Regions from separate parts of the Homo sapiens genome. Here region 2 is linked to region 1. Evidence: chromatin loops called from intact Hi-C (ENCODE). Cell type or tissue: PC-3. All regions are shown on one strand. Links, peaks and the distances in the headings refer to the core of each region. The heading gives the core; the rest is flanking DNA. Region 1 overlaps OSBPL3 (oxysterol binding protein like 3). Region 2 overlaps OSBPL3 (oxysterol binding protein like 3).

What was found. A loop is a pair of places that touch in the nucleus more often than their neighbours do. Peaks named below come from ENCODE experiments on the same cell type or tissue, not always from the same donor. Only the 100,000 strongest peaks of a DNase experiment are listed, where the experiment ranks them.
Region 2: it touches region 1 in a loop (2.7-fold over the local background); 18 of 110 quality-filtered maps call a loop at or near these places.

What each region holds. Positions count from the first base shown.
Region 1 is chr7:24,920,263-24,925,643 of GRCh38, reverse strand. All of the region lies in intron 1 of OSBPL3 (oxysterol binding protein like 3), which reads left to right. Among named protein-coding and RNA genes, the nearest start is that of OSBPL3, 57 kb to the left of the region's middle. In PC-3, for the core only: no CTCF peak of the experiment used is centred there; a DNase peak (open chromatin) is centred at 3,063; H3K4me3 peaks cover 462 bases; H3K27ac peaks cover 2,709 bases.
Region 2 is chr7:24,969,788-24,975,168 of GRCh38, reverse strand. The region is part of intron 1 of OSBPL3 (oxysterol binding protein like 3); the gene reads left to right. Among named protein-coding and RNA genes, the nearest start is that of OSBPL3, 7.7 kb to the left of the region's middle. RefSeq lists an enhancer at 3,158-3,813. In PC-3, for the core only: no CTCF peak of the experiment used is centred there; no DNase peak of the experiment used is centred there.

The DNA.
Region 1 (5,381 bases), core at 126-5,125:
CATGTTTAGCCCTGAGAAACTAGAGAATGCTCTTGCAGAGAAGGATTTATTCCTCAGGAGTTAAACTTGAAAGGAAAGCCATCTTTGTAGAATTCCTTTGAGACATTTTAGTGCGTCTTGCCTCAAACAGGCCTGTCCACTGGCTGCTTAAAAGGAAGACAGATTTTATTATTAAATAAGAACCAGCAAGGAAAGATGGGGAAACTGTATTGGGTCTTTGAGTATTCCGGCTGGAATTGGGATATTTCTTCTTTTCTTGAAAAGACATCTGGCCACATGTATTATAGGCAGACATCACCCCCCAGTGTTCCAAAAACTCAGACAACAATAACAAAGTCAGATGTGCATGCCCGTGTCAGCCCAGAAGGCTAACCACCCACCCTCTACATGTGCTTCTGGGGTTGATGTTGAAGGGGCTGAGGGAGGTTTGTTATCACAGCGGTAGGCCTGTAAACAGTCTACCAGGATAATTTCTGTTTCAGCTGCTGGCTTTTTAAATCCAACTCTGTGCTAACATACATGGTGTTTAAAACACCTAATTCTGTGGTCATGTCATTTAGAAATCTTTAGTAACGTTTTTTGAATGTTAATTGTATGTATAGTTCCACTGGCTCTTACAAAGAGCAGAACGACATATAAAAATGATGAATTGCTATGCCTTCTCCCTTGTCTTCTTAGTGTATAAACACACAAAAAAGAAATGAAAAAGGGTAACAGCTATATATAGTTGACTCTTATTCTATCTAAAGAAGGGAAGACAAGCAGACCACCTGAGCCGGGACAAATGTGACTGCTAGGCAGAACCGTGAGCAGCTATAGGTCTAAGTATCTCAAGAATAAGGGAAACTTGTTGGGCATCTAACAGCCTTCTGATTACTGTCAGATCAGTGAGCTGCTCATACAGGCCTCAGGACAGCTGATTAAGTTGGAGATAATCAGTGTCACCCAAACACTTAAAAATGGAATTGGCTGTCTCAGAAAGTATGGGTAGCGAGTAGCCCATCAGAGTATCAGCAGCCATTAAACTCAACCTTGTACAAAGTGGGCAGGCATTGAGGAAATGTTTACTAAGTAAATGTCACCATAGCAATACCGGGAAGAAGCTTAGCCAGATGACGGCAATTCTTAGAACCAGTTCTGTGTAGGAATCCGTACTGGGTATCATAGCAATAGGAAAGTCACAAGTACAAAAGTGTATCGGAGTTAGACTCTTACTACTTTTTCGCTCTTTATTCTATTTGTTTTTTACGTAATATATCATCTTGAATATATTCTCATTATAAAAATGTTGAAAATACAGAGAACGTATAGAGGAAGAAAAAATCTCTTAGCGTTGCCACCCAAATGTGGCCTCCTATTATCTCCCTCGGTATTTTCTTGTGGTCTTTATTTTCAGTGTACATTTTTACATAGTTCTATGTACTTTTATATTCAGCATTTTTCTCTTAACCATAAATCTTTTTAGAGGTGATATTATTCACCACATGAAGTAAACGTATTTTGGTCTTAATTTGCTTAACTTTTCTTCTACTGTTGGGCATTGAGGTTGTATACACTTTTTCCTATTATAAACATTGAGTCCAAAGGTATCAATATTTTATAGAATTTTGTTAGTGATAGCCAAGTAGGTTTCCCAGATATTTTAACTTATTTATCCACAATATGTGTCAAAATTGCCAGTGCTGCTTCTCATTAGGTGTTGATATTTGAAATTGTTTTTCTAGATTTCATAAGTGAGAAATAGACTGGATCAGGTAAGAGAGGGTTGATTGGAGTGATGCAAGGGGGCAGCTCTCAGAGCCCCTGGCAGGCAGCAGGAAGCACTGCTGTGACACAGGAGGGCCTCCCACTCAGCAGACAGAGCCCCATGAAGATCTCTCTTCTCCCCACCCGGCCGCCCGCCTGCCCCACTGCAGCTCCGCATCTTCCTGGTCTCCTTTGGGTTTCTATTTGCCTGCCCCTGTCTCATTGCATGTGCGTGCTGTCTGTCTGCCTGTCTCTGTGCCTCACACTCTGTATTTCTCTGGGACTCCTGTCTGTCAATCTCTCTTATCTTTTAGTCTCTCCCTCCCTCTCTCTGCCCTGCCGTCCCATACTCATCCCTGCTTGCCCAGCTCATGGTTAAAAATAGCTGCCCTGGCAGTCCTACCCATCTACTGAGTTCAGTGGTCTTCAGAGTCTGCCTAGGTCCCTGTGTGTCTAACTTCGAAATACTTCCACGTTCTGAGGAAGGGAATCTGGTTGGCTCAGCTAGGTCAGCACAGTGGCTACCCTTTGTTGGGGTTACTCCAGTGGACAGGGAGACATGAGGCACAGACCTGGATGCTGATTCACCCTGAGAGTGGAAGAGGCTGGTTCTAGGAGCAGGTTGCTGAGGAGCAGAGACGCTCTTCTAGCTCTGACTCCCCAGTCCTGAGGAGCTCCACTCTGTAGAGAGAGGTCAACAGGCATGCTTGGGCTCCTCTGTGGGCCTAGTGATGGCCCTTTCTAGATAGATAACCTATTGTGATTGATGGAAACTATCTTCTAGGATTAGATTTGCTGTTCTGAACTGAGGAAGATTCGCTTAATTGGTTCCACCTCTGATTCTGTGTGTGTGTTGGGGCGGGGAAGTATGTAGTGGTTATAGTGTAGAGTATCTCTGATGGTCATGTTTATATGTTTTTTTCTTTTTCTTATTCTTTTCCTTTTTTTCTTCGACTGCCAAAACTGTAAGCAAACTTGCTTTTTTGTTTGTTTGCTGCATCGACCCTAAAGTAATAAGCTTGCTTTGGAATCAGAATTAGCCCTGTGGTTCTCCCTGAGAGGGTGGTCTGTCACTTTCACCAAGAGGGTGAGGGCAGCAGGGACAGGGTTGGACAGAGATCCTTGACCTGAAGCCTGAAGCAGGACTAGGGGATTACGTGCAAAGAACAGAGTTCATAGCAAGGCTGTGAAGCAGGTGGTCAGGCTAGAATGAGGTCAGACTGAGGACCAGGGCAGAGCTGGCAGGTCTGTGGAAGTCACAGGAGAACAAGAAGAGGGCATAAGGAAATGGAGGAAAGGTTAGGGAGAGCAGCCTGGCATTTTACACACTTCCCTTGGGGTTTACTGTAATGATGAATCACATAGTGCATTTTATGTATTTAATTGTTTAATGAGAAAGTCATGTTTCTAGAATCAAACTCTAAAAGCACCACAGTATCCACCGAAAACTTAATTTCCCTCCCACGCTGGTCACTCAGCCATACAATTCCCCTGAGAGGGAATTGTTCCCTGGTTGAGAATATCAAGGCACAAGGAAGCAGATTTGCTCAAGGTCACATTGCTGGTAAGGACAAGCCACCTTTCTAACACGAAAGTTTGTGCTCTCCCCAGTCCCCCTCACTGTGCCCTTCTAGGACTTTTTGTAACACAGTCCAGATAGTACAGTGCTTGTAGTTTGTATTTGTTAACCTTCTATTTTCTGTTTCTCACCTAAATAATGTCTTTTCTGAGGCCAGGCCAATCCTGTTAATCCCCGTCACACTGTATGTAAGTTACTTTACAGTATTTAAAAAGTAAATTGCATTCACAATACTAACAATGTTAGAAGTATAGAGATTCCACAAGCGTTTTTGAGGTGGCTGCTGTGTACCAGCCTCTTGGCTGGACGTGAGACATAAAGGTGGTGAAAAATTGAATCTGTATTGATCATAGATGTTGAGAAGCTGCCAAAAGTCACGAATCTACTTTTCCTAATCTACTTTTCATGTATCTTCCTTACAAAATACATTTTTGAAAAATCCAGCAATTTGGCTCTCTGTAAGAATGGAAGGTTCTTTAAAATCCCATAATGTGAACTCTTGTTTGTTTTCATTTCCAAATTAGCAGAATTGTACTGAGGTTAGAACTCTGGGATAGTACTAGGAAGCCAGGTCCTTCTCTCAGCCTTTAGAGATCCCTTGTTAAGGATTTATATGTCTCAGTGGGAGTAGGATGGGATTCCCAATGTGGACCACGCCCTGTATTTGCTCCTCAGTTTAGGGTAACTGAGAGGTACCCTAGAGGGTACACTGTTTCTACTTCCTGCTGCTGCAGCCAGGATGCTGCCACTTCTGAGCTACATTCTGGAGTTGACCTTGGAAGGCGTGTTTAGCTTTAAGTGCATTGCATAGGCCTCTCTGGGCTGGCCTGGGCACATGACCAAACGTCTATGAAAAAATGTGTTTTGAGTAGTGTCAAAGAGGTGATTTACAATTACCTTTTGGAACTCAGCCTCAAAAGTTGGGATTATCTGTGCTTGCCCTATTCATGTTGTTCTTTTGTCTGCAGACAATGCAGTTCAGGCTTTTCATTAGCCTATGTCATTCTTTGGATTCGTGATGGGTTGGTTTGTGTGAATATGGGTGTACATATGTGTATCTATTTTAGCCTACATCGTGGTATTTCTGAGAATTAGAGTTGTTGTAACTTTTTTTTTAATGTGGGCTTGAGTCACTGCTAAATGTAAAGCAAGCATATAGAGCAAAGATCAACCAATTGTTTCAGAGTTTGAAAGTCATTTTCATGTCACATCCAGATTAGGCTTTTAGTCATTCTGTAAAGATTTTCATTAGACCTTGGATTACACATAAATAAATGCTCAGAGATCTAAGCTGGTGCTGCCTCTTGGGATAGAAGAAAGCCTTTGGGATCTTAGAAGACCCCAGGTTCATTACTGGATATAATTGTCAACAACCTCTCAAGTGAGTTCTAGGATGACTAATGTGGCAGCAGGATTGACAAGTCTTATCATAATTTGTACAGGTGTTTCCATGTGTAGAAGTTGAATTTGACCTCTGACTTTTGCTGTTTAATTCTTTCATTTCCATGAGTTCACTAGATGGTATAGATTCAATAGGCTTTATATAGGCTGATCCGAAATCACAGGGTCCCATGTTGATTTTATTTGGTCATTTGTTTTCAACTGAGCTTGCTATTTTAAAGCAGTCTTGGTGGGGTTTTCATAACTTCCTTGTTGGAGTTTTCAAGGGATTTTTACATTTAGATATAATTCACATACTACAGAATTTACTCTTCTAGAATGTATGTCAGTAATATTTTTTAGTATATTCAGAGTCATGTTACCATCACCACTATCTAATGAATTTCTATCACTCAAAAAGAAACTCCATATTACTTTGTTTCCTTCTGCCTCTAGCCAGCCCCTGGCAAACATTTTTCTATTTTCTGTCTCTATAGATTTGCTTATTCTGGACATTTTATATAAATGGAATCATACAATATATGGCCTTTAAAAAATCTGTCCTCCTTCACTTAGTGTAATGTTTTACATGTTCATACATGTTGTAGCATGACTCACTATTTAATTCCTTTTTATGGCTGAAATAATATTGTGTGGATATTCTACTTTTTATTTA
Region 2 (5,381 bases), core at 161-5,160, 49 kb before region 1:
CTGTTACTAAAAATGTACTAAAATTGTTATGGAATTCAAATGGAATTTTTGTGAATATTTTATGGATCAATGAATATTTCACATTTTAAAGCAGATTTGAAAGACCCTTTCTGAATTGGCTCCTGCTTCCCTGTCTAGACTCATAGCTCACCACTCACCATTGAGACACAATTCACATATTATACAAGTCATCCGTTTAAAGGTACAAAATTTAATGGATTTTAGTATATTCAGAGTTGTGCAACCATCACCATAATTTTAAAACATTTATCACCCTCTAAAAAAGTTTGCACCCATTACCAGTCATTCCCCATACTGCCCGTCCATTCCCCTAATCCCCACCCACTAATTTACTTTATGCCTGTATGGATTTGCCTATTCTAGACATTTCATATAAGGGGAGTCATATAGTATGTGGCCTTTCGTGTCTGGCTTCTTTCACCTAGTATGTTGTTTTCAAGGTTAATTTCTGTTGTAGCATGTATCAGTACTTCATTCCTTTTTATTGCCTAGTAATACCCCATTGTATGTATATACCACGGTTTTATTTATCTATTTGCTAGCTGACGGGACTGGCATTTCTAAAAAAGTTTGATTCTAATGTGACCCTAATGTGTAGTCCAGAAGTTCCTTTGGGCCCTGTTCGCTGTTTTATCTTGGGGCTAGAACAGAACCTGGCACAAGATAGATGCGTAATAAACATTCAGATGACTGCAGCATTTTACTAAAAGTGTAACTCCTATTATGTTGCAGTCAGCAAAATGTGTTGTCGTTAAAAAGAGGTCCTCATAGTTGATGGTTTACCTACTGATTTGAACAAACGAACTGTTAAAAAGAGTCAAGGAACTTTGAACATGGCTGCAATGCTACAGTTTTTAGGATTTGCTTTGAAATAATCTGGGGGTGAGGAGGGAGTACAGAGGAAACAAGGCTGTCCGTGAGCTGACGATCGTTGAAACTGGGTGATGAATTCTCTATCTGTGCTGTCTGCCAGGCAGCCGTTGGTCGCATGTGGCTATTCAGCCTTTAAAATGTGGCTAGTCCTTACTGAGAAGCGCCGTAGGATAACACATACACTGAGTTTCAAAGATTTAGTATGAAAAATAATGTAAAAATACCTCAATTTTTAAACATCACGTGTTGAAATGATAATATTTTGAATATATTGTAATACTGTGTAATTAAAACTAACTTGTTTTCTTTTACTCTTTGTCTACTTAAGAAATTAAAATTACATCTATGGCTCCTATTACATTTCAGCTGGGCAGTGCAGTGCTATACTTTTGTACATGTTTGAAATTTTTCATCATAAAAAGTTTAGAAATATCAAAGTCATCTTTTTTAAAGTCTGGAGTATAATATTTTTTATAAAGGATTCCTCTGGTATGAAAGGATTGGGAAATATTGATTTTTTTCAAAGATGCTTCTTTGCAGAAGCTTGTGCAGGCAGGCTGTAGCCTTCCAATATCATTCCTGGGCTTATTTAAGCTATGTGAACATTTAAAAATTCTTTTATAATAATAAATGGAATAGCAGTGTGAAGAATTGCTTCTTTAGTTATTAATCTAAATGATTTTGTTTTGAAGTTGGTGATATATTTCCTTCATCTTGGAAAAATACAGAAGACTCACTGGTAATTTCCTTGTTCTTAGCCACATTGTTTGTACCCCTGAAATTGAATTTTCTCTGGACTTGGTTTATAACTGCCTCTACCTAAGTCTGTTGTTTGAGAGCCAGAATATGGTTGTTTCTAGATGCTCCAAGACCCCTTGAGTATGAGTGGAATATGATTCTTAGGGAATAATAATAATATTGTGTGGGTTTAAAGCCAAGAAGCAAATTTCTTTCATAAAAGTTTCTTTAGATGAAAATTATGTTGCTGTCTATATGTCTGTGTTTACTTATGAAAAAAATATCTGAGGTAATCAGCCCAGTTCTCTGAGTGGGTGTGGGCTGGATGAACAATCTTAGTGGAATTTTCATCTGTGATTTCTGAGATTGTGTGAGAGTAGATCTGAGTTAAAAAAATAGCTTAAATGTAAAGCAGAGCAGAATCAAATTGCAATGAGCAATCCAGTGTGGGATTGGCAGAGGATCTCTGACAGTTACTATAACTAAAGTTTGCTATTTTGTTTACCCTCTACAGTTAAAATACTAAAATCTTTATTTTTAGTATTGTGTGGGTCAGATACTTTCCTCAATGTAACATTTCTCCAAATATGTATTAAAATGTAGTACTTGTAAAGATTCCCACACTGGTTTCCTGTCTTGATATCAAATATTGTAATAGTTACAAGAACTTTAAAATTATAGTTTACATCTTATAAAACAAATATTTCTCCCTCCCCAAGTAATTTGTGGTGGACAGTCATCTGAAATGTTTAGAAGCTAAAGCTAATATATATATTTTAATCTACATATATGTATATATATGTGTGTGTATATTTATGTATGTATATATTTTTTAATCTCAGCAACTCTTATTAAATTTGAAGTAGATGCCTCCCTAGAATTAAAGCATGCGCTAAGATTTTTGCTCATACGTTTCACAAATATTTATTAAGCACATGCCATGTGCCAGACACCAGGCTGGGTGCAGGGGATGTGGCGATGAATTGAACAGATGTGGAACCTCCCTTCAAGGAGCTTACAGACTAGAAGGGGATATAGACATTAAAGAGTTGCAGAGAATTCATTAATTACAGTGGGGAGATGTGGCTCAAAGGGAATGAGTCTGGCTTTTAATTGGGACCCTGGAGAGAAAGGTTCCATTTTTCTGTAGGTTGTGATTCAGGTTGCTGAAGGAAGAGAAAAGAGAATGTGGCTGGGGAATCCTCAAAGGAGGATGAGATGAGCAGAGTCCTGCCCTTTTGTGTCTTTCTGCCATTGCTGGAGGCCATGTAGAACTGAGTGGGAGGAGGCCTTAACTCCTCTTTTGATTTGAGGTTTTGAATTTCTCTCTCTGATGCGACACACAGGTTTGTTTATTTGCTAATGGGAGTTGAATCCAAAGTTGAGTTTTTAACACCTTTATAGCAGAAACGCAATGATATCTAGCAACCTGTCCTCCAGCATAGCCCTGCATGTAGCTTAAAATAACTTGCTGGCTAGATTCTAGTGTAGCTTAGTTGTCTGGCATCTGAGGCAAAGTGGGTTAGGGGTATGTGAAGCCTAAAAGAATACAGGGAAGCCCACTTGGGTTTTTCTCAGGTGTAGGGCTGCTTCATGCAAATTCCTGGCATATATAGAATTAACTGAGGTTTCCTTCGGAGCTTGTTGGAGCTATTAGGGAATGGGAAACCATCCTTCCTTTGAAGGTGGAGGTAATTATGAATAACAGTGATAACAGTGGCAGCCAGTAGCTGTTGGGCGCTCTCCATGTGCCAGGCTAAGTGCTTTACTTACGCTACCTCGTTAGATCTTATCACTTAGGAAGTGGTTACTATCATTCCAGTTTATCACTGATAAAACAGAGGCTAGCGAGCAGTCACTTGCTGTTTGGTTTTTCCAACATCCCTTTACCCTTCCTGATTTCCATTTGAGAAGTCACTTCTTGCCTTTGGATATAGTCTGCTGGGACCAGAAGGAGGGGCCCCATTCCCCTCAGCTGTGGCCCTGTGAGCCAGGTCAGTCACATGCCTCTCTCTGGACTCTGGGTGTGGGAGGGTCATGGAGAGTCTGCTGCGAGATGTGTCATGGCCAGACCATCTGTGCATACAGCTTTGTTGTGGTGTAGCTTTCCATTCCACGGAGCTGTGCCCGGGCTTGCCTCTCCAGCCTCCTCTTAGTTCCTTGAACTGATTTGTTTTCTAATACATTTTCTTTGGCTTCATTTACCAAATTGTTTTCTGTTGCTTCCACCCAAAGAACCCTGGTTATCCAGGCTTAGAGAGGGCGAAGTAGTTTTCCTATGATCACGCACACAGCAAGTGGCAGAACTGGGGTACAGTCAGGTCTTTCGGCCTCTATTGCCAAGCCCTTGATTAGAGACCCCCTCTGTGTGCTGAACAGCACTGGACTGGCAGTCCGAGGATCAGAGGATGGATGTAGTTCCTGTGGTACCTGCCTCTGGGGCCTTGGGCCACTGCCTCTTTGAGCTGGACAGGGTAGACAGGATGAAATCTATACATAACTAGGTGACACCCAGTTTGAGAGGATTTTCTTGTCCATGAGACTTTTGGACACATTTTGCCCCGGTTTTCTAAAGGCTTTTACTTTGAGGTTTGAGGAACGGTCTGAAGCAGTGGTTTTCAAAGTGTGACTCCAGGAGATGTATCAGTGTCATCTAGGAACTTGTTAGCAGAACTTGGGTGGGGCCCAAACCCATGGAATTGGAAACTCTGGGGGTGGAGTCCAGAAAACTGGTTTTAACCCTTCAGGTGATTATGATGCACACTAACGTTTTAAGCCCCAGACATTTTCGTTTTATTAAAAACAATTTATTATGTACAAGGTGCTACCTAGAAGTAGGGAGCAGGCAAATGTTAATTAGCCACAGCCCCGACCTCAAAGAATATTCACTTCAGTTCGGGATATATATGTTTATAGCACTCCTCCTTCTCTCTACAATTGTGTTTTTTATATCTATCTATCTGTATCTATATCTCTATATATTGATCCATCTTTTCTCTACTTATATAAACAAGATATTAAAGTGCTATAGGAGCTCAGGAGGAGTGAGGGAGATGCTTTTGCAGAGAAGTTGAGTGTTTGAGACACATCTTGAAGGGCACATGGGATTGAGATAAAGAAAGGGATGAAGGGGCTGAGTGCGATGGCTCACGCCTATAATCCCAGCACTTTGAGAGACTGAGGCAGGCAGATCACCTGAGGTCAGGAGTTCGAGACCAGCCTGGCCGCGTGGTGAAACCAAGTCTCTACTAAAAATACAAAAATTAGCTGGGCATGATGGTGGGCACCTGTAATCTCAGCTACTCGGAGGCTGAGGCAGAAGAATCGCTTGAACCGGGGAGGTGGAGGTTGCAGTCAGCCAAGATGGTGCCACTGCACTCCCTAGACGACAAGAGCGAGACACCGTCTCAAAAAAAAAAAAAAAAAAAAAAAGAAAGGGACGAAGGGAAAGGTAGGAAGGACATTCTAGGCAGAAGTGGTAGGTTAGCTAGGATGAAACAAGGCATGACATTTTAAGAGTTGGTGGACTATCCGGTTTGATGAAGAGAAGGACTGTGTAATGGGAAAAGTAAATGGAGAGGTAGATTAGGGCCCAAGTGGTATAAGTCCTAAATCCCATAGTAACTCCAAAGACTATGCTGTAAACAGTGAACAAGGAGGTGACACGGTAAGAGCTATCTTAGCAGAAAGTGTTTTGGTGGTGACAGAGAAGGGCAGAGGCTGGGAGTATAGGCACAAAGTGATGAGAC